Linked DNA regions of Mus musculus: regions 1 and 2 are each linked to region 3. Evidence: chromatin loops called from intact Hi-C (ENCODE). Cell type or tissue: left cerebral cortex. All regions are shown on one strand.

Region 1 (2,500 bases), 210 kb before region 3:
AGTGCACACACAGGTTTGGCCAGAGACCTGAGTGGCAAGAACAAAGCTTTTGTTCATGATGTCATGGCATTCCCAGAGCTGTGAACATCCAAAATTCATTCACCTGTCACCGGGCTCTGCACCTGCTTCATGGGCTCCAGCTGCCCGTTGCAGAAACAACAGTAGTTCATGCCAAGTTCAGCTTTCCATGGGCCAGACTGTTCAGTACTCCCTATGTGCCATTTCATGATGTCCTTCAGGTTTCCAACTTGCTGAGGACGCTAAGGCTTATCCAATCCTGTTGTACAGCCCAGGACATCTGGCAGTTGCAGATGCAGGGCCCTGCCCTGAATCTCTGCTCCTTTGTCCAGGGCCCTACACCTCTTACCCCAGAGAAAGGGAACTCAATCCAGACCCAGTGGCTTCCTGTTCCTCACGCGGCAGCCTCCACAGGGCCGGGCCGCGGTTCTTACACAGTGACACCAGCCTTTCACTTCTTATGTGGCAAGAGGAGACAAAGACAGGTGTGTCAAGGAGAAAAGGTGCAGGAGTCAAAGCAGAGGGACTTGGAAGGCCAGGAAGCCAAACAAGTCTGCACACTTGGGGGAAGTGCGAGCCTTTGTGGGCTTGGACCTTAGAACTTTGAAGGCGGCTTTTCCCTTTTGGTTTTTTCTTTGTTCGGGCATTGTTTTTCCCCCAGTGATGTTTTAGGAAAGAGTTCTTTTGAAAAACTCCAAGCTTTGTCAGCTGTGCAAAGAGAAACAAAGGGACAGGCTGTGGTGTTTTGTCCAGACTTGGACAGGTGTTCAGCAGAGGAAGTGTCCTCGCCCACCTTGCCCTAGTCAGGTGGTACTCGAGGGTGGGGAGGAGACTGTAGCAGCTCCGCCCAGCTGGGAACCTTTATATGCCTTTTACCCAGACTCCTGCCTGCTTCAGGAATCACTCCAGAAAGACTTGTGTTTTATCAGCCAACAAAATAGAGGTGCACAAGGAAATGTACTAGAGAAATGTTACTGATTCAGCTTATAAAAGGTTCCTAGTCTAACGGGAAGCTCTGCCAATCCCACCCACCCCAGTGTCACCAGTCCTGAAGCAAGACAATGAGGGGAAGACTCAAGGGGAGAAAGGCTCTGCCCTGAGTCTATCTCAAAAGCCTGCTGAGCATCAACTTCCAGACGCTGAAAGGAAGGAGTGACACAGATTTTTCAGGACAGTTGTGATGACAGAATGGAGTACTTGCTACACTTTGGATCTCAAAGTGTGATGTGTTTCTAAAAAGATAAAGAGAGAGGGAGTATGTTCTAGGAGGGTGTGGTGTGGTATGGGGAAGGGGGTGTCTTGGCAGGCCATGCTGAGGCATCCCTTCCCCCTGAGGGAACAGCCACACAATGATGATGACAGTATAGTATAGAATAGAGTTTATTCAGGGCATGGGGAGGGGAGTTAAGAGGGTAGTAGAGGCAGAGAAAGGCAGAGAGAGGGAGAGAGTAAAGGAGTAGAGGCTGGCCATGAACATGTGGAGAGAGGGGGGAAGGGTATAGGGAACATGTGGAAGGAATAGGGGAAGGGAAGAGCCCAAGAGGGCAAGAAAGAACAAGAGAGCACGAGAACAAGAGAGTTAGGAGGGGGAAAACAGCCCCTTTTTAGTGAGTGGGTCAGGCCTACCTACCTGGCTGTTGCTAGGTAATTGTAGGGTGGGGTTTAGACAGAATGGTAACAAAGTGCCCCACAGGCACAGTTGTTGAGGGCTTGGTCCCAAGGCTGTTGAGATCGGCCTATTAGAACCAAGTCTGGTCACTATGCCTGTGCTCTTGAGAGGAATACTGGGACCACAGCCTCCCCCTTTCTGCTTCCCAGATTCCACGAAGTAAGAAGGAAGTGTGGCACTTCCTCTGCCACACAATCCTGCCGTGATGACCAATCAAACCATTAAATTTCGGGATATTAACTATTACATTACTCTGCATCAGGGAAGGATAATTAACATCTCACTTTTCTTCCCTGCAGTGCATATATCAAAGGCTGAAAAGCACTCAAGCCAGGAAGCCATGGCCTGAACCCTCCAAAGCGTGAACCGAGACAAGCCTTCCCTCCCTGTAAGCTGATGCACCACAGTAATAGGAAGCTGGACCTCACCTGGTGGAGAAAAAGCTCTGCCGCAGTTCCATTGTCTGAAAGCTGCTGTTCTGGTTGGAGGTCTCTGGGGATGTGACTCATCATACTGAGTTTGTGCTTTTTTGTTTTGTTTTGTTTTGTTTTTTGAGATTTATTTCTTTTTTTACGTATGTGAGTACACTGTCACTGTCTTCAGACACAGCAGCAGAGGTCATCGGACCCAATTCCATTATAGATGCGAGCCACCATGTGGTTGCTGGGAATTGAACTCAGGACCTCTGGAAGAGCAGCCAGTGCTCTTAACCTTTGAGGCATCTCTCCAGCCCTGAGTCTGTGCTTTGAATACCGGAGTTCTCATAACATAAAATGATAGAGGGAAAGGTTCCGTCACGATATTGCTGCAGCC
Region 2 (2,500 bases), 190 kb after region 3:
AAGAAAACAATTGATTTGTTAAAATTCATGTTAACTTAGGTTGAAAAGGACGGGGCCAAATGTTGCTTTATGTCACCTACAGAAAAGGCCAATGCAAACGCTAAAGCCTGAAATGTGTGGTGATAGAGAATGATGGAGAATGGTGTCCTCAGCTGATTCCCAGTGGCCAGGTCTCTGAGCGCTCAAAGAAAATATGCAAAGTGACACCATCTTCAGTCATATATGCTTTTTGTAAAAAGATGATTTTACTTTAAATTATGTATGTGTATGCAAGTCTATGTGAGTATGTGCACATGGGTACCAGTCTCCAGGAGGCCGAAGAAGGAACAGAATTGCCCTGGAGCTGGCCTCATGTGGGTGCTGGGAACTGAACTCGGGTGTCCCACAAGAGCAGCCAGTACGTTTCACCCCCCATCGTCTCTTCCATCCCAGTTGTGTGTGCTTTGTATAATAAACAGGTTCTTTAAAGCTTCTTATATCGTGTCATAAGGTATAAATGAAGAAAGGTTGACTTTTGTTGAGAATTTTAAAATCTTATGCCGAGTCTATAGTTTACACACACACAAAAGGTATTTCTCTTGTTCTTCATTGTCCTATACAAGTACTCATGATCAAAACAACTTATCTGTAATCATCTTGAGAAATAAAAGTATTGAGCCATGTAATTGAAGCTTTCAAGGAATGTCAATCTGCAAGGCCTTTTGATTTTTGACATAGTAATAATATGTGATATATGGTTTGTTTAAAATACATGTCTGAATAAATTTCCTCCTAAACTCATACTGCCCTGGCATTCTGTAACACACTGTGACACCTTTGGTCAGAGGAAAGAAACTAAACCTTGAGAAGAGAAACTCTAGGTTAGTATCCGCCACTTAGCTGGAGGGTTTAAAAAGTGATTCTCAGTCTTCCTAATGAGTGCTGCGACCCTTTAATACAGTTCCTCATGTTGTGGTGACCCCAGCCATAAAATTATTATTGTTGCTACTTTATAACTGTAATTTTGCTACTGTTATGAAATATAATGTAAATGTTTTTGAGAGCTAGTTGCCAAAAGGGGTCAGGGCCCACAGTTTGAGACCAGTTGCTTCAACTCTTACATGTAGCCCTGCAGCGCCACCTTCTGGTCACTCAGCTCACATGTTTACAGAGATCATTCTGAGTGGCAGTGTGACCTGCTGGGCACACGCTGCTTCAGGTACCTGCCTGCCTGAGTTATTGCTTGGTGATACTAATTACCAGGTAAGCAGTTCTTTCGTGTGTTGCAAGCAGAGCACTGGTGTGGTGCTCTCTGACAGAACAGAACATGTTATTAATATCATTGTTAAAGAAAGTGATGAAACAATCTTTAAGTTTCAAAATTCAAGCATTCCTAAACTACAAATATTATCCAACCATATAACTTAAAGTCAAAGCACCAGTTAAGGAGAAAAACATTTTTTGAGGATCCACTTATGAGATGCTAATTCCAATATTTGTAGAAATGTAGATAATATATTTTCATGAGGCTAGAAAATCTTTCTTACTTACTCATAAATGGATAGCCTTAGATCCCATGAAAATAATGTGGAATATATATTCATAAAATAAAAACATTTTGTGATGTTTTAAGTATCCATATTTATACACATTATGAACTTTCAGATATTTCTAACATGTTACTAAGCTTAAGCCCCTTTATCTTTCTGGTACATCAGGAAATTAGTGTTTTGATATTAATTTTTCTATCCTTAGTAACAGTGAAGACCGTATAAACTACAGTGTGTAAAATGTCATAAATGGTGAAAATTTCCACACATTTTCCATTTACTACGGAAAGAAATCAATTTCAGATAGCTTTATCCTGTCTGTCTGAATTCCTTTTGCCGCCAGTGTTACAGAAGCTGTGCAGAGGAAGATGTCAGGGAAGAGGCTTTACGCCTGCTCAGTTGGATTTAAAGTTAGTCATGGTGGTAAAGTCCAGGCAGCAGTTTCCACCCACAGTCAGGATGTGGAGAGCAAGGAGGCCTTGTGTTTGGCTAGCATGCTCCTTTCTGTGCAAGCTAGGACCCAGTATCAGAGAACAGTACTGCCTACGTTAGCATGTGCCTTCCCACCTCACCCAGCCAACATAACCCCTCTCAGTGTGGAGGGGACTTGCGGGTCCATTAGTGTCAACTCTCGGACTTACTGTTTGCAGTCTTCAGCTTTGCGTCCTGTACCACTCATTGACTTTACCTTCTGGATTGTAGAAGGCTTATGTGTAATATGTTTTAAAGTGGGATAGTTTAGCAGCAGTTAGCATAGTCATCAGAACAGGGTCCACAAATAATTGTACTCCACTGAGGGAGGGAAAGCAAGCTATCCAAGTGACAAAACTTTCATTCTGTAAAACCCACTGTAGAATGTAGCCAGTACTAGATCATGTTTGGTGATGCACAGTGACAGGAACTCATGAAAAAAGGTCCTGTTCCTTCTCACTGTATTCTCTGAGTAGCAACTTCAGTTATATTGAACTGTT
Region 3 (2,500 bases):
TCTCTGAAAATGTTCATATATCTAAAAAATGTGTATCACCACTTTCCACATTTTAAGATGCTGAGTTAAAAGTAGAGGGGCATAGGTGAGCTGTATATTTATTAACTATAATTGAACATGACTGCTTGCTAGATCACTTGTTACATATGAAATTCCAATTTTGGAAATTCTTATAATTTTCATTATGCATTTTAATGCAATAAGCTAAATGTATTAAAAATTTTTAAATATAAGTCATGTTTTATTCAGGCTTCCAAACGTAACTAATTTAGCAGAAGGTTCCAACATCTGCTTCCAAAACAGACTTAACAACCTCAGACCATAAGGCTGATTCTTTGCCTCACTCAAGAAATGTGCAAATATGGACCAGGGCTGGCTGGAGGCGCTTGGGAAGGTTCCTAAACGTGCAGAAGGTCACATAGATGCCAGTAGACAGAGAAGATTCCAGAAGTGCTGAAAAAGTCACTGAACTGATCAAGTTCTGACCTCGAGGAAGATGAGGTGTGGGGGAAGGGAAGTCTTGAGAGCTGGGGTCCCAGGGCCCCTGGCACTGTGTCCCCTCCATCACCAGGAGCTCTTCTACCTGAACAGCTACCAACCCTCACCTGAAATGACAAAAACCATGCCTTATTTATTTCAGTGAAATTTAAATCATAAAATGCATCATTACTGATTATCCAAACCCCATGACTAGGAAGAAAATAAACCTGGGAATTTCCACATTCACATTTATACACAAAAGCCTTTGTTTTAATGTTTTATGTCCCTATGATTTGTGAAACAAGGTTCATTCATTTGAAGTGTGCAATTCGATGGCTTTTAGTATGTCCACAACGATACAGCCATCATCATATAGTATAATTTAACAATAGTCGTGTATCCTAAAGAAACACTACAGTCACTTTATCGCCCCAACTCCCACTCAACGCCTCCCCGCAGCCCTAGGGAGTCACTAATTCATTTGTACTGCCAAAGAGACAGGACATTCATATACACAGAATCTTACACTATCTAGCTCTTTGTTATTAATTAACAACCTTTTTTTAAATAACTTCCTTAAAAATCCATTTTCAAAAGCATTTTTTCAAACCTCAATCCTTTTTTATTTCAGTAATCTAGACAATTTTGCAATCCAAGTTCGAACTTCATGTTTCCTGCTTTGAAAATGCGATTTTTTTTTTTTCTTATCTCCGGGACCATGAAGATTGTTTGGCTGTGGTAGGTGGCAGAGACAGCTGGCTGGCTCCAAAAGGAAAGTAACCAATCTAGGCATTGTGTGTCCTCTTGCGACCCCTGGTGGTTCATTGAGAGAGTGTTTTTAAAATGAATCCCTTGGAGCGTTTTAATCTCGAAACAGAGCACGACTACTAATTAATATCAAATGTAACTAAAATTTAAATTATGTTACTACATTTAAGTGTCCTACTATTTTTCTAGAAATTATAGACTTTAAGTCTGGTCCCCAAGCTCCTATTAGAACCCTGTCCAAATGCTTTCTTAATACTTTTCATTTTTCACAAGGAAACATTAAAAGCCTTTCATTTTATTCCTGTACAAAAACACAAAATCCTGACCGCCCTTTCATGACTTCATTACTGTCTTTAAAAATAAAATAAACAAGGGGTCAAAATTTTACTAAAACTTGTAGTACTAAAACCAAATAAAACAGACATTAAAGTAAAAAACACAAACTATATATTAGTAACAACAAAATCCTCTAAGGTCTGCGCTTGGTGAAACTTTCCTTCAGTTGTTTATCACAGCTATTGCTATTTAAGCATCGCTCCACTTTTAACTGGGTTTAAAACTGAAACTTTAATACTTACTGACTTTTTCCTAATTCTGAATTCCTTTTGTAAAATTTGAACTAGAAGGGACAATGAGATAAAATACTTATACAAATAACTTTCTATGTTCCTTTAAATACAATAAATTACTGCTATGGCCACACTAAATTATTTCTGATGCAGTTGTATTTCTGATTTATTAATAAAACTTTATAGTCTTAGAGTCTCAAACCTTGACAAAATATATATTACGTATATATTAAAACAAGGATCCTAGTTCACGTGGCGTCTAGACTCAAGAAGAAACCAGAAGCAGGCGAGTCAGAGCAGGGCAGGGACCAAAGTGAATAAAATCAAAGCTCACAATGCACAGTCATTAAAATATCACAAGGAAATCCATCAGTTTGCACAACGAGTACATTCTAATAAAAATATTAACAGGATACACACACATATACTGCTAAGGAATAACAGATTTTTTTTTAACTATTGTCTCCAGAAGCACTTTAAATTTTGCTCAAAGTTTGAAAACTCTTTAGAAGTGAATGTGTAATTTAACAGACATTATTACTCTGAAATTATTTATTTATTCTACTTTGTGGAGACTTAAAAATATATCTTTCTACCACCTAAGACAGAGAAATTTTAATAGTCATTTATCCATCTATAAATACATCGGTTTGAACGAAAGATTGCAAGTTAGAATTGAAATT

Evidence for each region. A loop is a pair of places that touch in the nucleus more often than their neighbours do. Peaks named below come from ENCODE experiments on the same cell type or tissue, not always from the same donor. Only the 100,000 strongest peaks of a DNase experiment are listed, where the experiment ranks them.
Region 1: it touches region 3 in a loop (2.7-fold over the local background); 2 of 42 quality-filtered maps call a loop at or near these places.
Region 2: a loop joins it to region 3, with 2.6 times the contacts of the local background. A loop is called at or near these places in 16 of 42 quality-filtered maps.

The regions. Positions count from the first base shown.
Region 1 is chr13:31,291,111-31,293,610 of GRCm38, reverse strand. No RefSeq gene overlaps it. Among named protein-coding and RNA genes, the nearest start is that of 4930401O12Rik, 51 kb to the right of the region's middle. In left cerebral cortex, no CTCF peak of the experiment used is centred here; a DNase peak (open chromatin) is centred at 1,233.
Region 2 is chr13:30,887,320-30,889,819 of GRCm38, reverse strand. All of the region lies in intron 11 of Exoc2 (exocyst complex component 2), which reads left to right. Among named protein-coding and RNA genes, the nearest start is that of Hus1b, 59 kb to the left of the region's middle. In left cerebral cortex, a CTCF peak has its summit at 1,121 (motif pointing left); DNase peaks (open chromatin) are centred at 1,120 and 1,956.
Region 3 is chr13:31,081,388-31,083,887 of GRCm38, reverse strand. Gm35302 (a long non-coding RNA gene) reads right to left here. Exons shown (of 4, transcript XR_382159.2): 3 at 487-605. Among named protein-coding and RNA genes, the nearest start is that of Gm35302, 1.7 kb to the right of the region's middle. In left cerebral cortex, a CTCF peak has its summit at 1,302 (motif pointing left); a DNase peak (open chromatin) is centred at 1,281.